Linked DNA regions of Homo sapiens: all the other regions are linked to region 3. A link is a loop called in an ENCODE intact Hi-C map of the cell type or tissue named here. Cell type or tissue: GM12878. All regions are shown on one strand.

What was found. A loop is a pair of places that touch in the nucleus more often than their neighbours do. Peaks named below come from ENCODE experiments on the same cell type or tissue, not always from the same donor. Only the 100,000 strongest peaks of a DNase experiment are listed, where the experiment ranks them.
Region 1: it touches region 3 in a loop (4-fold over the local background); 3 of 110 quality-filtered maps call a loop at or near these places.
Region 2: it touches region 3 in a loop (2.9-fold over the local background); 66 of 110 quality-filtered maps call a loop at or near these places.
Region 4: a loop joins it to region 3, with 8 times the contacts of the local background. A loop is called at or near these places in 22 of 110 quality-filtered maps.

Annotation. Positions count from the first base shown.
Region 1 is chr11:86,216,725-86,221,724 of GRCh38, forward strand. No RefSeq gene overlaps it. Among named protein-coding and RNA genes, the nearest start is that of EED, 26 kb to the right of the region's middle. In GM12878, a CTCF peak has its summit at 1,940 (motif pointing left); DNase peaks (open chromatin) are centred at 1,967, 2,947 and 3,277; H3K4me3 peaks cover 777 bases; H3K27ac peaks cover 2,765 bases.
Region 2 is chr11:85,939,497-85,944,496 of GRCh38, forward strand. No RefSeq gene overlaps it. Among named protein-coding and RNA genes, the nearest start is that of CCDC83, 87 kb to the left of the region's middle. In GM12878, a CTCF peak has its summit at 2,071 (motif pointing right); no DNase peak of the experiment used is centred here.
Region 3 is chr11:86,288,878-86,293,877 of GRCh38, forward strand. No RefSeq gene overlaps it. Among named protein-coding and RNA genes, the nearest start is that of HIKESHI, 11 kb to the right of the region's middle. RefSeq lists a silencer at 2,990-3,284. In GM12878, a CTCF peak has its summit at 3,117 (motif pointing left); DNase peaks (open chromatin) are centred at 264, 3,264, 4,194, 4,554 and 2 weaker places; H3K27ac peaks cover 1,253 bases.
Region 4 is chr11:86,038,990-86,043,989 of GRCh38, forward strand. The region is part of intron 1 of PICALM (phosphatidylinositol binding clathrin assembly protein); the gene reads right to left. It overlaps LOC124902730 (a long non-coding RNA gene), which reads right to left. Exons shown (of 2, transcript XR_007062822.1): 1 at 3,773-5,000; 2 at 3,400-3,539. Among named protein-coding and RNA genes, the nearest start is that of PICALM, 28 kb to the right of the region's middle. In GM12878, a CTCF peak has its summit at 3,097 (motif pointing right); a DNase peak (open chromatin) is centred at 3,092; H3K27ac peaks cover 1,614 bases.

The DNA of each region.
Region 1 (5,000 bases), 72 kb before region 3:
AAATTTAGCCAGGCATGGTGGTGTGTGCCTGTAGTTTCAGTTACTCAGGAGGCTGAGGTGGGAGGATCGTTTGATCCTGGGAGGTTGAGGCTGCAGCAAGCCACGATTATGCCATGGTACTGCAGCCTGGGCAACAGAGCCAGACCTTATCTCAAAGAAAAATTTTAAAAAAAGTTAATAGTGCTTACCTTTGAGTTGTAGAATTATGACTAATTTTTGTTTTACATTGTATTTCTGGTGTTTTCAAATTTTCTGCATCAATTACTCATAAATTTTATAATGAGATAAAAAGATAAGTATTATTTTTAAAAATAAGAGAGGCCAGGCATAGTGGCTTATGCCTGTACTCCTAGCACTTTGGGAGGCTGAGGCAGGAGGATCACTTGATCTCAGAAGTCTGAGACCAGCCCAGACAACATAGTGAGACTCCATCTCTACAAAAAAATTATTTTAAAAAAATTAGCTGGACTTGTGGCATGCAACCACAGTGCCAGCTACTTGGGAGACTGAAGTGGAAGGATCACTTGAGCCTGGGAGGTCGAGGCTGCAGTGAGCCATGATCGTAGCTACTGTACTCCAGCCTGTGTGACAGAGCAAGACCCTGCCTTTAAATAATAAATAAATAGAATAAAATAGGAGATATTAGAAATTAGAAGTATGTAAATGATAGGATAAGAAGTTATTGTGTTAGAACCCATAGGCCTTCATATTAAATTATTTTAATATCAGATGGCATGCTAGAATAATAATGTGACTCCTATAACTGGAACCATAGAATAGAATTTTTTAAATGCTCTCTGAATGTATAAAGAAAAAATAAGATTTAATTGTGACATTCTGACACCCACATGCTAGGGTAAGTTCAACACCTGTGCAGGCTGCCTTCCCTCCCAGACAGTTGTGTCTGAACACCACCGTGGACTAAAACTAACAAAACTAACAATTTATGATATTGGCACCCTTCTTCCCTATGTCATTCACAGGTCTGCTTCATTCCTACGGATTAAACACCTCTCCAGGATCCTAGATTCAAGCCATTGCTTCTCGCATTTCCACCTTCTCACTCCTAAATTAAATGAGGGCTGGCTCTGTCCAAGAACACAATCTTTACTTTGTAGAGAAGGTATCTACCTCACAATTGGCTTTGCATTTCTCCAAATTCCAGACTTCTGCTGGCAGGATGTTCTAGTCCCAAAAGTGACTCCTGGCGAGGCCAGATTCTGTTCCCACCATAAGGGATGGAGCCTCACAAATATGCAGCTATGTGCCTTTGTAGTCTCAGCCTCTCAAGAGTACATTTTCTTTAGAAATAGTTATCCATCTCTGCCTGTTGGTAATCACTAATTAAAGGTTTGGGTAAGATTTCCTCGCAGCAAGAATCCTGCTATGAATTTCCTTCCTCCTAAATCTTAGTCCCTTGCGAGACCACACCAGATGCCAATCTTGTACAATTAGGAGGTGGATTCAGAATCTGCCAGGATTCTGAATCCTGCATGTGACTGCACAAGCTTCTCATCCAACACATACACAGAGGACGCTGGACAAACGCCTATGCTTTGCTGCCAGTTCATGCTGGGCTCCAAACCCTATCAGATCTCTTGCCTCAGCAGCTGGACTGAACAAAGTGGACTCCCTGAGGTTACTTTTGCCCTCCTGACTTGAGAACGTCCCAGACACCAATCCCAAGGCAGTGAAGAGATGAAAAGATGAAAGCATTACAAGAGTTAACAAAAGCCGAGTCGCCAGAGGTCACTGACGGGGAAAGTCTCTCAGCCCACTTCTGTTTATAACCACTTTATTCCTTCAACAGAATCCCCTGCAGAATCATTTCTCTAAAACCTCCATCTATATCTGAAATCCCCATTTTGTCCTGGAGTCTCTTCAGAGATCTTTTTTCTTTGGAAGGAAGGACGGAAGCCTTGAGCACCCCCTGGAGGTAGGCGTGTGCTAGTAAGCGTCTCCTTGGACTGTGGTTCTTTTTGTACCAGTTGGTAGTAGCTTTCGTACCAGTTCGTTGATACTTTTGTCACCTGGATTGCTGACTTTCGCTGGTTTCCAGTGCTGCCTCTAGGTGACCTATCTACAACTTCTATGACAGCTGACTGTCATAGGGGCTTCCACCTTCTTTGTATTCTAGCCTTGATAAGGGGAAGGATCCCTTGCCCTGCTGCAGAAATAAAACAGCCTGTTTCTCAGCCTTGTCCTCCATTTTCTCCTGTAAGACAGTTTGTTACTCATACAATTCTACTTGACATCTCTCCAACTTGCGTTGCTCCCTTCTTCTGTATCCTTATTACTGCTCTTCAATTTGTGTAAAATTATTGTCCTACCTTCAGCCCTTATCCTTATGAAAACCTTTTCCATTCTTTAAAAGCCCAGTTCACTGGCCACTTTCCCCACACCTACCTCTGAAATCCTGTAAAACTTATTTACAAAGTTCTTATCATACACTGCCTTGTATTTTAGTTATATCTGTATATATTATCTTACTGTATCCAACCAATTACCCAGCACGGTGTCTAAGATGCAGTATTCAGTTAATAATCATTAGATAAAAGTTGAATTAAGTTGTTGAGGGCTGTTTTCAAACACCCAATTTTCTAAGAATAGAGAAAACATTACTGTTAAAGATGAAAAAATACAAAGAAAGGAAGAAATAGAAGAAAGAGATGGGGCAGACAGAGATACAGGAAAGAATGGTGACTATGTAACTATAAGTCATGACGAATTCTCTCCTGAGAATACCAGTATGTTATAGAAAGAACACTGACTAAGTGTCAGAAAACTCAGCTCAAGTCCCATTTGGTTTTTAATGAACTGAATGATCACTAACCTACTCTCTGGGCCTCAGCGTTTTCTCTAAAGAACCAAAGCAGTGGGTTATATGACCTCTGAAGTTTATTACCATGTTGACATTGTATGACCATCTCTCTATTCAAGCATAGTGGTAGGATGGCGCTCAGATTGCACCTGTCACAGAGACTGGCATACTATGTGTGCTAATAAGTGCCAGTTCCTCTTTTCTTCGCACATAATGGAAATATTCTGCAACATTCTCAATTTTAATAAGGAGAAAAGTTCATCTTTATCCATTGAGGATAACATGGTAAAAGAGAATTGTACTACGTATTTAATTTAATTTTATGGAAGAATTTTTCAGTGGTTAAGTCTATTTTTAATTCCAGGTCTTGCCATATGCTGTTTCAAGGGGAAGCTTCTATTCTACAACAAACTACTTTTTGAGTCAAATGAAGAACTGAAAAATAGTTAGGCTTAAACAAATTCTTAGTCAACCACATCATGGTCTGGAAAGACACAAAAATCATTTGGCAAAGATTGCTCTAAATACAGTGAGAAAGGAGAAAGGCAGCAGGTGATGCCAATCAAAAAGGAGAATGCACTTTGGGAGGCTGAGGCGGGTGGATCACAAGGTCAGGAGATCGAGACCATCCTGGCTAACACAGTGAAACCCTCTCTCTACTAAAAATACAAAAAATTAGCCAGGCGTAATGGCGGGCGCCTGTAGTCCCAGCTACTCCGGAGGCTGAGGCAGGAGAATGGTGTGAACCCGGGAGGCAGAGGTTGCAGTGAGCTGAGATGGCGCCACTGAACTCCAGCCTGGGCGACAGAGCTGGACTCCGTCTCAAAAAAAAAAAAAAAAAAAAGGAGAATGACTTTAAATAAGATATTAGGAGATTCTGGAGAATTAAACTAAAGTTTTTGGAACCTATGACAATTGCAGATGTTCAGATTAATATGTGTAGGAACAACTTTTGTATCCGTGATTTTAAAGGAATAAGGAGTTCTATTTGTGGGACTTTTCACATTTACTAAACTTTAGTTCTTTATTTTTCTAAAAACTGATTTAATTTCACTATTTTATCAGGATGTTTTCCTGACTTACTTAAAAGAAGTCTAAACTACCTGCCATTCCTGCAAAAACATGGTGTTCTTTCACTCGTCTGTGTTTTTGTGGGTGCTGTTTCCTTCTCCTGGAAGTCCTCCCTCCTATTCTACCCTCCAAAACCTATTTTAAATCTCTGTGAAGACATGCTGTACTCCAGTCAGCAAAGTAAGTTGCTCCACTGTGGTCCACCAGTCTTGGCTCATAGCTCTCTTATTTTCATAATCACTGAGGCCCTCACTGGGTGAACACCAGTTACACCCAGTTGGGCATCAGTGTAGGATTTGAGGAGGAAGCTGATTAGGACACCAGCACTCAATTATAAGAAGCTAGGAGCCTTTCTTTATTGAACATCTAATACTATTATCTGTTAAAAAACTTTATTTAATGTTTTCCTCTGATGCTGTTCTGAGTATATTCTGAGAGGCTCTTAATAGAAGTGAAATTGTGTGGGGGAGTGGGGGGGGGATCTACAAGAGGAGGGTGCTGAGATAGGAGGGTAAAGATAAGAAACTCCAGTCCCAGAAGTCTTTGCAAGATGCAAGATCTAAGTTTACCCATTCCCATATTCTCACTTAGTTGACCTTTTATGGTTCTTCAGATTTCAGCTTCCTCAGGAAAGTGTTTCATGATCTTTCTTTTGAGAACAATCACAACATCATAAACCTCTCATCCATAGTATTTAACATAGTTGTAAATGTATCTGTATATGTGATTTTTTGATGGGCATCTGTTTCCACTAGCAGACTCATGAAAATAGAGACTTATATCTGGTTTTGCTCACCATTATTCTCTAGGATAAAACCTGGTACATAGTACGATTTCAATATTAGCAGAGCAAATTAATATTTTTGCATAAAAGGCAGTAGGGTAAACCAAATTGAAACATGGATTTGAAGGAACTGCTTAAAGTAACTTATCAGTATTGCTAATCATCAACGACAGAATCCGACAGGTTTGAGAATTTTGTGAAACGGCATGAAAGCTTTTTCCCTCCTGACAACAAACATATGGTATCTTTTCCAACATCACTTCTTCAGCTCTCTGACATCAATTGACTGTCCAACAATTCAATTAATTTCTGACATTATCTACC
Region 2 (5,000 bases), 350 kb before region 3:
CTTTGTGGTGGGTAATGACTAGGATGAGACATGAAGGGCTTTTCTGGTAATCTTGATCTGAGTGGTAATTAACCTGGGTGTGCTCACTTTGTAAACATTCATCAAGCAGGACTCTTAAGGTTTGTGTATTTGACGGGTGTATCTTACACTTCAAAATGGAGTGAAGTTGCCATTTTTTAAAGAATGGTAAACTTGTTATAGGTAAGATTTATCTCTATTTTTCTCAGGAAAAAAAAAAAACTTACTTTCCACTGGGACAAATCAAACAGCTTCTAGTAACCAACAAAAACAGCCTATGTGGCAACTCACTGATTTCAGCAGGTCAACAGAAATTGATTTTTTCTCTCACACTTGGAGAGTTCGGATCATGATTTTAAAGCAAGCCAGTCATAACATGTTAAGAATCCCACCTAATTTGTTAGTTGTGGCAGTTTTTCCTTCACAGTGTGAATTTGAGTCAGAAGAAAATATCAAGTGACTATATAAGGAAAATGGCTGTGCTTCCAAGACAAGGATACCCTCTCTCACCACTCCTATTCAACATAGTATTGAAGTTCTGCAAGGGCAATTAGGCAAGAGAAAGAAATAAAGGGTATTCAAATAGGAAGAGAGGAAGTCAAATTGTCTCTGTTTGCAGATGACATGATTGTATATTTAGAAAACCCCATCCTCTCAGCCCAAAATCTCCTTAGCTGCTAAGCCACTTCAGCAAAGTCTCAGGATACAAAATCAATGTGCAAAAATCACAAGCCTTCCTATACACCAATAATAGACAGAGAGCCAAATCATTACGGAACTCCCATTCACAATTGCTACAAAGAATAAAATACCTAGGAATACAACTTACAAGGGATGTGAAGGACATTTTCAAGGAGAACTACAAACCACTGCTCAAGGAATTAAGAGAGGACACACAAAAAAAATGGAAAAACATTCCATGCTCATGGATAGGAAGAATCAATATTGTGAAAATGGCCATACTGCCCAAAGTAATTTATAGATTCAGTGCTATACCCATGAAGCTACCATTGACTTTCTTCACAGAATTTTAAAAAACTACTTTAAATTTCATATGGAACCAAAAAAGAGCCCGTATAGCCAAGACAATCCTAAGCAAAAAGAACAAAGCTGGAGGCATCATACTACCTGACTTCAAACTATACTACAAGGCCACAGTAACCAAAACAGCATGGTACTAGTACCAAAACAGATATATAGACCAATGGAACGAACAGAGTCTTCAGAAATAACATCACACATCTACAACCATTTGCTCTTTGACAAAGCTGACAAAAACAGGAAATGGGGAAAGGATTCCCTATTTAATAAATGGTGTTGGAAAAACTGGCTATCCATATTCGGGAAACTGAAACTGGACCCCTTCCTTACACCTTATACAAAAATTTACTCAAGATGGATTAAAGATTTAAATGTAAGATGTAGAATCATAAAAACCCTAGAAGGAAACCTAGACAATACCATTCAGGACATAGGCACACCCTAATTGAATGGCTGATGGTGGCCATACAAATGGTATGGAATGACACCAGAGAAATACCAGAAACTGTGAGTAAATGGCAGTTGTATACAGATTTGGTGCAAGTAATTTGGGAGATGGGTATATGGCAGGCTATGTTCGATCTGAATACCTGAGGGCCAGATGATGAACGCTTTACCTCCCACATGAGGGACCTTGTATTGGGCTCTGCCCCGCCAAGTGCCTTCGGCTCCCTGGCCGCTCTCCTCACTCCATATGTGGGGTGCCACATACTTGAAGTGACTACTGCCATGGCGGCCCTTGGGGAAGCAAAGGGCCATTAGTGGGACCTAGGAATCTACACCATAAAAAGGGGAACAGTACCCCTTCTGCAGGGTGCCACCTCATGGGACAAAAAGGGGCCCCAGTGGATGACCCACATGCCACCAGATATAGATTGATTTGATTTTGGATAGGGTTGACCAAGAGAAAATTGATAGGCAACCCAATGAAGTGCCGTTAACTTTGTAGAGGCAACTGTCCCTGGAGCAGCAATTCCAGAAAATGCCCAAGAGGTGGCAGGATGATGCTGCTCAGCTCAGTACCCCCGGCCACTCCATCTCAAGCACTACTTGCAGATGGATGGAGGTATAGAAATTTTTGTGTTTGATAAGGGAACTGGCCGAGGTGCTCGGCTTGGGGGAACACTGGACAACTGGAGGCCACAAGTGGAATTGACAATCCACTGGTCCCCCACCAACATACAGCGGGTGCTGGTGCTGGTAGACACTGGCACAGATTGTACTCTCGTCTGTGGGAACCTGGATAAATTTCCAGGCAAGGCTGCATATATAGATGGCTATAGAGGTCAGTCAGTGAAAGTGAAACCTGCATCTTTGCACCTTGGCATTGGCTGCTTGGCTCCCCACTTATAAACTATGTTTCTCCCATACCTGAATACATTTTGGGGGTGGATACTTTACATGGCTTGGCTTTACAAACCACGGATGGGGAATTCAGACTCCAAGTATGTGGGGTTAAGCTGGTACTCCACAGACATACACATCACTAGCTCCATGTCCTGCCACAACCCTTATGGATTACTTCCACGTGTCAATACCACTTGCCAGGTGAGCATACAGAGATAACTGAGACTATTAAGAAGTTAGAAAAGGTGCAGATAATGTGTAACACCTACAGACCCTACAATTTTCCAGTATGGCCAGTCAAGAAGCCTGATGGAACTTGGCAGATGACAGTGGATTATTGAGAACTAAATAAAGTAATACCCCTTTTACATGCAGCTGTACCCTCTATCATGGATTTGATGGACCCCTTGACAATGAAGTTGGGAGAGTACCACTATGTGGTGGACTTGGCCAATGCATTCTTCTCAGTTGACATTGCTCCAGAGAGCCAGGAAGTTTGCCTTCACATGGGAAGGGCAACAGTGGACTTTCACAGTGCTGCCGCAGGGCTATATGTGTAGCCCCATCATACATCATGGTCTCCTTGCCACGGATTTAGCCGCCTGGAAGTGTCCAAAGGGAATCCACCTATTCCATTATATTGATGATATTATGTTAACCTCTGATTCTCTTGCAGGTTCAGAAGTGGTGGCACCCCTTTTACAACAACATTTGGCAGCATGAGGTTGGGCAGTCAACAAATCCTAGGTCCAAGGGCCTGAACTGTCTGCCAAATTATTGGTAGTTATCTGCTTGGGTAAAACAAAGGCTATACCAGAGGCCATCACTGATAAAATTCAGGCATATACCCGGCCCACAACAATGAGGCAACTACAGACTTTTGTAGGCCTCTTGGGATATTGGTGGGCATTTGTACCCCATTTGGCTCAGATGGTAAAACCGTTGTGTCAGTTGACAAAAATGGGAACTACTTGGGATTGGGACAATGAGGCTGAGATGGCTTTTCTGGCAGCCAAGTGGGCCATACAGCAAGCACAGGCCCTACAAGTAATTGATCGGGGCGCCCATTTGAACTTGATGTGCGTGTGACCACAGATGCTTTTGGCAAGGCCTATGGCAGCACACAGAGGGCTTTAGAATACTGGCAGGCTTTTGGTCCCAACTTTGGAAGGAAGCTGAGCTCTGGTATTCATTGATAGGGAAGGAGTTAATAGCTGCATATGCCACCCTTCAGGCTTGTGAGAGTGTGATGGGACAAACAACAGTAGTCATGCCTGTAGATGACTTACCCAATAGTGGGGTGGGTACCTTCACGGGTAATGACCCTCCGGACTGGGATGGCACAGACATCTACCTTAGCAAAGTGGGGAGCCTAGTCAAAACAGCAGAGTACCCTGAGTAAAAGCCCCTTATCAGCAGAATTACAAGAAGTCTTGGGACCTGTAGTCCTGATGCAAGATAAGGCCATGGGTCAACCTGAGGCACCCTTAAACCCTGAGCCATTACCATTTAAAGAGGGGCAGGCACCTCTTCCATTCCCAGTGGAGCATGGTATAAAGATGGGTCCAGCCAGGGTGTTACTGCTGCCTGGACTGCTGTTGCGGTCCAGCCTAGTATTGATACCATATGGTTTGATACTGGAGGTGGACAAAGTCAGTGAGCTGAACTCGGGGCAGTATGGATGGTGATCACCAAGAAGGAGACACCTATGGTAATCTGCCCCAGTAGCTGGGCAGTTTACTGAGGCCTGACCTTGTGGTTAACTACCTGGAAGTTACACGATTGGCTAGTTGGTCACTGGCCCATTTGGGGCCAGGCCATGTGGCAAGACCTATGGAAAGAAGGATGACCTCCTCTGACCAGGTATGGGGACCAACAGTAACCTGTGGTTGCCTGCCCTAATGCCCCTAAAGGCAGGGGAACAAAAAACCTGGCTTTGAACATGGACCCTTCAAGTCCCCCATTGCCAATGGTTGGCTATGGTAGCCCTCTGGGGGGAGGGCCTACAGTATGATTTACATGTCACTCCTTGGGTATTCAATATATGGCTTCCATGATTGACCGTTCGTAGGGGAATGCTCAGGGAAGGAACCCCCCTCCTTGTATTGTCTGTATGGCCTATTGTGAGCTCCCCAGTGACTTTGGCACAAATACAGGACACAAAGAAACCATGGGGAGCTGAGAAGCTGTGGTACCATTGCCCAGGGCAGAAGCCCTTGGCGGCTGCATTGTTATCCAGAGATAAAAGGTTGGCTTGTATTTTGCCTCAGAAGAGTGATTTACCTGTGTGTGCCTGCTTTGTCATTCTGACCATAAGTTGACATGCTCTAACAGCATTGTGGAATGGGCTATGCTGAGATGACCAATGTGTCCAGCTGTTGGATCTGCACCACCCTTCCCGTAGCAGCTGCAGATGACTTGCCCTGGCACATACATCCAGCTTCTGCAGAAAACCAGACATGGTTAGAGACTTGGGGTCCCATGGCCAATGTTTGTAACATGACACAGCAAGCTTTGGCTAGGGAGTGCTATAAGACCCATGGCATTCCCACCCCCTGGCTGACCTGTAGCATCTATGATGGATGGGGCTGGTT
Region 3 (5,000 bases):
TTGTCACTAGCTCTGCCGCCTATTGAATTGCTTCTGTGTCTAGGATTTAGCAGTTCCTGTCCCAGACTGGGGCCTGACTCAGCTTTCTGCCAGGACTCTTCTCGTCTGTGGCTGTGCTTTCTAGTCTTCTGGGCCATAATCAAGGCCAGTACATCCAAGACGCCAGCTGTGAACAGACTAGGATTTGATAGGGCCCCTCACTGTCTGATGCCTCTTTCTGGTGGCCTTGCCAGGTTTAGAACAGGCAGCCTGCTAGGCTGCCTTCCTGGTAGTAGAGGCTTTCCAGGTAGTCAGGCTGCTTTCTACATGCATGATGTTGGGCTCAGTTAATATTTGTAAAACAAATGTCCTCTGGAAAGGGCTCTGCCTTTCTGAGTTACTGCCTCTCTTCTACCTCCTTTAATGACCTGCTCATTTTAGCATCTCATTGAAATGCACACATCTTGTGGTTTCCTATGCTCTAAAATCAGTGCCAGACTAAGAGCTCTTCAAACAGGAGCCTTTCCCCCCTCCCCGTCCTTTTTTTTTTTTTTTGAGACAGAGTATCACTCTGTCGCCCAGGCTGGAGTGCAGTGGTACGATCTCCATTCACTGAAACCTCTGCCTCCTGGGTTCAAGAAGTTCTCCTGTTTCAGCCTCCCAAGTAGCTGGGACTACAGGTGCACACCACCACGCCCAGCTAATTTTTGTATTTTTAATAGAGTCGGGGTTTCACCATATTGGTCAGGCTGGTCTCGAACTCCTGATCTCAGGTGATCCACCCGCCTTGGCCTCCCAAAGTGCTTGGATTACATGCATGAGCCACCGCGCCTGGCCCTTTCCTTATTTTTTGAATGCCCGTTGCTTAACACACTATATGACTCATAATAGACATTCAAAGAAATGTCAAATGAATGAAAAAATCAGCTAAACAATCTTTGCTTAAGTGAATTTCTGATGATTTTCAGGCTATATAGAAGAGAGTATAGGGGAGGTGAAGGCATGCTGGAACACCACTAGGTCTAGTCCCTTATGTAAAACTGTCCTGGGAAAAGAAGGGGAAGATTTGTGCCCCATTTGCCCCAGTATTCTTAGCCCCAATACACACACAGCCTCTTATGTTTTCTTCAGCAGTGTTTTTCAAATGTTAGCATGCATTGGGATCATCTGGAGGGCTTGATAAATCAGATTGCTGTGCAACATCCTAGAATTTCTGGTGCAGTAGGTTTGGCGTGGGGCCAGACAATTTGCATTTTTAGTAAGTTCCTAGGTCTGTTGATGCTGCTGGCCCAGGGTCCACACTTTCCAGGGTTCACACTTGGAGAATTACTGTATTTTCTTTCTTTTCTTTTCTTTTTTTTTTTTTTTGAGATGGAGTCTCACTCTGTTGCCCAGGCTGGAGTGCAATGGTACGATCTTGGTTCACTGAAACCTCTGCCTCCCAGGTTCAAGCGATTCTCCTGCCTCCGCCTCCCAAACAGCTGGGATTACAGGCGCCTGCCACCATGCTCAGCTAATTTTTGTTTTTAGTAGAGACAGGGTTTCACCTTGTTGGCCAGGCTGGTCTCGAACTCCTGACCTCAGGTGATCCACCCACCTCAGCCTCCCAGAGTGCTGGGATTATAGGCATGAGCTACCGTGGCTGGCCTGTATTTTCAATAGTAGTAGCTACACTATTAGTTGAGTACTGACCAGCTTATTCTTTACCATGCACTGTGGTAAATTCTTTATATATGTTATTTCATTTCCATTCAACAACCCCATGAAGGAGAAATTGTCATCTCAATTTTACAGATGAGGAATCTGAGGAATAGAGTTGTTAAAAAACTTGCCTAGTATCTTATGTACAGGGTTGAAATTTGAAGTAAATTCTGTCTGATTCATAGTAAGTGTACAACAAATACGTAATTGTTGAAAACGAATGCATAAAGTATCTAGGCAAACCTAAAACTTGTGAACCAAGTAGGTACCTGTTCACATATACAGACTGAGCGTGCAGAAATCCTGTATTAGACTGATGGGTATTTACTTCACTCCAACTCAAGACTTCTGAATTAGCAAGGCAACTTTATGTATGAGACTATATTGCCATTGTTTCTCAAATTGTGGCTCCTGAACCAGCAGCATGAACATCACCTGAAAACTTGTCTAAGACTACCAGATTTAGGGATTTAGGGATGCCAGATTAAATTTGAATTTCAGATAAACGATGAATAATGAAATCTTTGAGACATACATATACTAAAAATTATTCATCGTTTATCTGAAATTCAAGAATCTGATATATGGGAATTCTATATTTTATTTGGCAAGACTATTAGAAATTGAAATTCTCCAGCCCTAGCCCAGACTTAATGAATTAGAAACTCAAGTGAGTCCCAGCCATCAGTGTTTCAATAGGCCCTACAAGTGATTCTGATGCACCCTCAAGTTTGAAAACCAATGACCTAGGCAATGCCTTGTTCACCTAAAGCAGTGGTTAGCCGAACCTGGCCAGCTGTCTGTTTTTGTCAATAATTTTTGTTTTGAAACACAGTTACACCCACACCCATTCTTTTGCTTATGCTTTTATTTACTTACTTATTAAGTTACCTGCCCTCTTGAAGCTTATATGGTCTAGCTGTGGACAGTTGTGTTAATTATATCTTCAGGTGTAAGTAACAATAAAACAAACTAAAATTGGCTTAAGTAATAAAGGAATACAAGATCTTGCATAGCCAGAAGTACAAAGGCTGCAGGGATGCTTGGCTCAGCAGTTCTTGTGTTACAAGGGCATGACAGGACAAAGACCTTATGGCCCTAGAATGTTTGCTATCTGACCTTTTACAGATAATGTTTGCTTAACCCTGACCTAAGAGAGCATCCTCTGATCATAGAAGCATATTCTCAGCCCTCTCTAACAGGTGCTGGAAGCTGGGATAGGACAGACACTGAGTTTCCGAAAATTGAAAAGTCCCTTCTGAGCTTTCTTGCATTGCTGTGTTCCTTGGCTCCAAGAGGGGTTCGGGGGAAGATGAAGGGCAATGCAGCAAAGGAGGGGCTGAGGAGCAAAAAAAAAAAAAACAAAAAAAAAACAAAAAAAACCAAAAACTTCCCAGAGCCCAGAATACCTGGTTATGGGCACCCCCTGCTGGAGAGTTGGCAAAATTCTGTGACATTGGTCAATTTAGTCACCAAATGTGTAGAGGTTGACTGTATGCCAGATTGTGGAAAGCAAAGGTAAAGTTCTCTTGAAGAACTGACTCACAGTCAAGAGTAGTCAGGCTCCCTAATTAGATCTTTATGCTGTCTAGTCAAGTGTCAGTTGCAGTCGTACTTAACAAATGATGATTGATATAATATGCTTATAGTCACTCAGTAAATAACTATTACATGTTTGCTAGGGGATAGGTGCTGGACTACACACTGGAGACAGAGTAGTAAACAAAATAGACACATTCCTTGCCCTCTTGGAGCTTATATTCTAGTGGATGTTGTGTTAATTATAACATCAGTTGTAAGTAACAACAAAGCTAACTAAAACTGGCTTAAGCAATAAGGAATATATTATCTCACATAACTGTAAGTACAAAGGTAGGATAGGCTTTAGGGCTAGTTGATTCAACAGCACAAGACATCAATAAAGACAAGTTATTTTCATCTCATTCTCTGCCTTTCTGATTGTACTGGCATTTTCCTCAGGTTGTTCCTTTATTATTATTATTTTTTCTTTTTTTTGAGATGTCTCACTCTGTCTCCCAGGCTGGAGTACAGTGATGTGATTTCAGCTCACTGCAACCTCTGTCTCCTGGCCCCAGGTCAGGGCCTCCGCCTCCTGGGCCCAGGCCCTCCCACCTCAGCCTTCTGAGTAGCTGAGACTACAGGCATGTGCCAACCACCCAGGTAATTTTTGGTTTTTTTTTTTTTTTTTTTTGCCATGTTGCCTAGGCTGGTCTTGAACTCCTGGGCTCCAGTGATTGAGCCTCGGCCTCCCAAAGTGCTGGGATTACAGGCGTGAGCCACCTCACAGGCCTCAGGTTGTTCCTTTTGAAGTTTCAAAATGGTTGCTACAACTCCAAGTATCACCTTCAGATATGTCAAAGTACAGAGACAGAAAGTGATCATCTCTTTGTATGGCTTTTTCTATTTTGTTTTAAGAGACAGGGTCTCACTTGCTGCCCAGGCTGGAGTGCAGTGGCACAGTCATAACTCACTGCAGCGGCACAGTCATAACTCACTGCAGCGGCACAGTCATAACTCACTGCAGCGGCACAGTCATAACTCACTGTAGCCTTGAACTCCTAGGATCAAGAGATCCTCTAACTTCAGCCTCCCAAATTTCTAGGATTACAGGCGTGAGCCACTATGCCTGGCTGTGTAACTTTTTTTTTTTTTTTTTTTTTTTTTGAGACAGGGTCTCACTCAGTCACTCAGGCTGCAGTGCAGTGGCACAATCACAGCTCACTGCAGCCTCAACCTCCTGGGCTCAAGCGATCTTCCTGCCTTAGCTTCCTGAGTAGCTGAGACTACAGGCCTGTGCCACAACACTTGACTAATTTTTTACTGTGGCCTTCTTACAATGAAGACACTTTTCTCAGAAGCTCCCAGAACACTTCCTTTCAGGTTATGGGGCTGATCCTAAACCAATCACCGCAAAGAGAAGAGTAAATTGTTGATTAAAATAGGGGCTTCCCCTGGGGCTTCTGAGTCACAGAGAGGAGAGATGGATGCCAGGACAAAATTGGGGTTCTGTTAACAAGGAAGAAGGGAAGAAGTGGATGTTAAATAGACATCTACCAGCATTTGCTATAGGAAAGGGAAACTAATACATAAAAATTATTTTCATGGGCCGAGCCCAGTGGCTAACACCTGTAATCCCAGCACTTTGGGCAAAGCCAAGGCGGGTGGATCACCTGAGGTCAAGAGTTCGAGACCAGCCTGGCCAACATGGTGAAATCCTGTCTCTACTAAAAATACAAAAAATTAGCTGGGCATGGTGGTAGGCACCTGTAATCCCAGCTACTCAGGAGGCTGAGGCAGGA
Region 4 (5,000 bases), 250 kb before region 3:
AATCCCAACTACTTGGGAGGCTGAGGCAGGAGAATAACTTGAATCTGGGAGGCAGAGGTTGTGGTGAGCCAAGATCATGCCACTGCACTCTTGTCTGGGCAACAGAGTGAGACTCTATCTCAAAAAAAAAAAAAGTGCAGCTGTAGGAAAAAAATCAGTATATTAGCACAACTAGATATGCTATTTCTGTCACTGTGTTCTTAGCAACATGAATGGACTAAGATTCCCACACTTAAAAATTAGAAAATGTAAAAATAGAGTGGAACATGGTGACATGCACCTGTAGTCAGCTACTTGGAAGGCTGACAGGAGGATCCCTTGATCCCAGGAGTTCAAGGCTGTAATGTACTATAATCATGCCTGTGAACAACCACTGCCCTCCAGCCTGGGAAACACAGTGACACTCTGTGTCTAAAAAAAAATAAATTAAAATAAATTTTAAAAGGCAATCCTCCCCCCACCAGAAATGTAAAAATAATTCTACCATTTGTAAAATTGCCAGGTAAAATGACAGCACTTTCCCTCTCTAAAAACTATTCAATAGAAAAACTGCCATAAGTCTTCACAAATCATCTCATTATCTGGTCTGTTTATTTTAACAAAGTTCTTCCTGAAGAAGGTAACCTGAAAAGACCTCCAACAATGCTAGTTTCAGGTGCTTATGAAGAAATAAAAAATTTAACAGAGGTAAGTATTCCTGGGAATATATACCACATAATTGCAAAATTGTGTTGGGTGTCTTCAGAACTTTAAAAAGCAACAAAATCATTTTGGGAGGCCGAGGCGGGCAGATCACGAGGTCAGGAGAGCGAGACCATCCTGGCTAACACGGTGAAATCCCATCTCTACTAAAAATACAAAAAAATTAGCTGGGCATGGTGGCGGGAGCCTGTAGTCCCAGCTACTCAGGAGGCTGAAGCAGGAGAATGACATGAACCCGGGTGGCGGAGCTTGCAGTGAGCCGAGATCGCGCCATTGCACTCCAGCCTGGGCGACAGAGCATGACGCCGTCTCAAAAAAAAAAAAAAAAAAAAAAAAGGCAACAAAATAAAGTTATGTTGCAGATGCAGAGATCAGAAATATAGAAATATACATGAGGAACGAAAGAAACAAACTGTCTTAGTGTTATAAGAATGGATGGTGATAGTCTGTGAAAAAATTTCTAATGTAAATTAGAAAGATCTTACACAAAAGGAAAGATGTTATATAACTTTAAAAAAGGGGCTGTGGATGACCAAAAAAACACAAAATATCCAATATATACATGAATGTAAAATGAGTCAAATGTCATGTGGTGAGGTATGTATGAGTGGCGAAAAGAAACTACTATTTTAAAATCACAGATTACTTCTCTTTCTAATAACTTTTTAAAATTTTATTGATTTATTTTTATAGAGACGAGGTCTCCCCCTCTGTTGCCCAGGCTAGTCTGGAACTCCTGGGCTCAAGGGATCCTTCTCCTCGGCCTCCCAAAGTGCTGGGATTACTACAGATGTGAGCCACCGCACTCAGCCAGATTACTTTTTATAGTAATCTTTCATATGTATTCTAACTAGTGAGTTTCAATATTATGAGGCTGACTGCTTCATCTATATCCCTAACATTTACATATTTAAATAGGTTAAATAAATAAAACTTGAGGGGCTGTCAATGTCTCTGGGAAAATGCAGGCTTGCTTTATATTTGGGGTTACCTTACATTCAGGTACAAACAGTATAGGTGTATATATGTTTAAGTGTGTGTATATATTCCAAAATGCTTTAAGTGAGACACAGGATGAAGCCACACACTTTCAGAGCTATCCCTTTTGCTGGAAATGACCCGGATGCAATTCAAATAAACAATGGATTCACCTAAGTATATGCCAAATACTTAGATATACAAAGCTGAGAAGATGCAAAATTTCTCCCCTACTAAACTGAGGTCTTTGGGGGTAAAGATACAGCCTCACAATACATTATGGTGATTGTAATCTGTATGTATAGGATTCAGAGATGGCAAAAAGACCAGGCAATTGTTTTGGAGGGGAAAGCAAATTTTCCCTGGTTTCAATTTCATACTCTCTTAACTCATCATACAATAGTTACAGCACTTTTCACACTTCATTACAATTACTAGCTCATATATCAGTCTCTCCTATGAGAGAGCTCACTAAAGGCAGTCCATGACTTCTTCATCCTCAAATTGCCAGCACCTAGCAGGATACACCTTAAATATTTATTAAATTAATACTAGTAAATGAAATGTAACTTAGAAGACATCTGTAGAAAGCAACAATATTCTATTTAGTCTAAGCTTCAGTGCAGCAAATTTGGAAAAAAATATATTAGCAATCTAGAGAGCAGCATAATTGCTTTTTCAAGTTTATACCACCCCATATTCCTCCTCCTGCCACTATACTGATATTATGAACTACCTCAATAAAAAGCCTCTACTTCAAGAACGGAACACAGAAGAGATTTTTTAAAAGGCATTTTCCTGGCAGAGAAAGGACTGACATCCTTTTTATTTGTGGCAGAGGAAAGATGAGGAACTGAAAAGGGAATATGTAGAGAAGAAAGAATTCAGATAGAACTGGGTACACAAAGCAAACTCCTAAGATACTATATATTAATATATGTCTGAAATTTAGCCTCTTAAGTCATGGCTGAACCCAAGCCAAATTTACCGAACTGTTCAAACTTTAATTTTAAAAGTGCAAACTAAATTGTTTTAAATGAAGTCATTATGTAATTGCTCTAAAATTTTAATCAACACTGAAAACACATTTTTCAGATCAGTCTAATCTACTGTCTCTTAAAATTATCTTTCATTTGTCTCTTTACCCACTAATGTCATAAATACAAAAACTCTTAGAACAAAAGTGGAAAGTTTAAGTCATGAAAATGCTCTATAGAAAAACATATACTCTTGGAATACTCTGACTTCACTGCCACTGACTTGTATTTTCAAATGAAAGAGTTGTTCCTCCCCCCTCCTCTGATTATCAAAATGTTTTAAATTACTACGTAAGCCTTCTTAATATAAGAAAGTGTAAACCTAGAGCTTTCCGTTGGCATTCTGGTAAACTCTGCATTCCTACCACTAGATGGCAGACTGTACAGAGGAACAACAGGACCCTGGCAAGAACACAGATGCATTCAGGCTCATCTGTAAACCACATTCTTAAATCTGAGATTGTTTAGGATTCCATTCTAGTACTCTAAAGTGGTGATTTTCAAACCTAGATACCTTAGGCCCATCCTAGATTCCAAATAAGGATTACTGTAAGGGATGAGGAAAATCATATTTTGGTAAGCACCATCTCAAAGATTTATTACTTCTATGTCAATTTTAAATTTATCAGAAATACAAGACAATAAAAAGCTACTTAATGGAATAAAAACTCATCACTTAATATAAGAATTAAAAATTTTATTTAAACAATAAGAAAACAAACTGAAAGTATTACAGTGCTCCAACATGAAAAAATAACATATTCATGGTATAAATTACATTCTCTTCTTTGAAGATCTTAAATTTCACAATGACAACCCCACCTATAGGAAAGAAAACATATTAAGTATCAAGTAATTTAAGAACAAATGCCAAAATTACAAACACTTTTTTGTATTACATGCTAAGAACTTACTAACTGTTCGTTAGCCCAGTTAAATATCATCAGGACTCTCAAAAAAAAAAAAAAATCTAGTACTGGATCAGAAAAATACAGAAACCTCATTTCCTAAGCAAAATGAAAGTCAACTAACAATACATTGAGAATACTACTTACCTCCACCAATGCTGTGAACCCAAGCAGGGTCCAGAGTGGGGGCAGAAAAATTCTCCTTTCTTTCCAACAAGACAGGGAAAAAGAAACCAACAACTGAGAGGCTCTGCAAGTGCAGATCAGAGTACTATAAAGGAAAAAACATTTATGGTATAATATCTATAATTATTTATAGATAATTCTGGAGAGGTTAAAGGAATTGGGACTAAGTCTGGAGAAAAGTACGTTATTAGTTAGGAATGACCAACCGTCCTGGTTTTGCTGGAACAGTCCTGGTTCACACCTGTTGTCCAGGGTCCCATTCAGATAGCACACCCTTTCACTCTTAAAAGTGACCCAAGTTTGGATGACATATTACACATCACCTTAGTTATAAGCACACTAATAAAAGTTTACATGTAGCTAAGAAATTAATACACTACCAGTAGCAGCTATTCACAGTGCATTTGCATTTTCCTTTTATGAGTGCTATATTCTAGTTCTTAGCCTCCTTAAAACACAAACATGCTTCTATTCTGCCTACTTTGCCCTCTAACCCCTCTACCCATGACCATTTTTAACAATAATCTCTGCTTCTGTTTTTTTCACCCCGGGAAACTCATCTAATTTCTTAACCTCAAAGAAAATCTCTATGCAAATCATTCACAAATTTCTTCTCAGAAAAATCAATCTAAGGTCTTCTGGGGGAGTTAGAGACATTAGAATTTTTCACCTCTGTGTCCAAAAACATCTCACGTTTAAAAAACAAGAACATGGTCTCAACTATAACCTAAATGTCCCATTTTTGTTTTAATTAATAACACTCATTCTTAACTTTGTTAAATTCTCAGGAATCCTGTCTCTTTGTATCTTCCACAATGTGACACAGCGCCTTATACATGTGTTCATATGACAGCATAAATATTTGTGGATTTGTAAGTGAAACAAAGGCTCATTTCTCCACTCATAAGATCCAGGAGACAGAAGTAAGGGTAACAGCGAAAAAGCCTTCCCTGTAGGTAGGTTAAAGTTTTTCGTTAAGAGCCAAACCCATGTCTAAATTAAGTAGGAATCCAGAAGATTTTTCATCTCTTCTCTTAAAAATTTTTAAATTCTGCCCAGTCACAGGGAATAATGGATTGCAGTTAGACTCTCTGCCAGAGGCTCCCTCACTCAGAAAACACAAGTTCCGTTCCATGTCCCCAATGCACACAGAACAACGAGAATCTTTATATTCCACTTTCATGAAGCT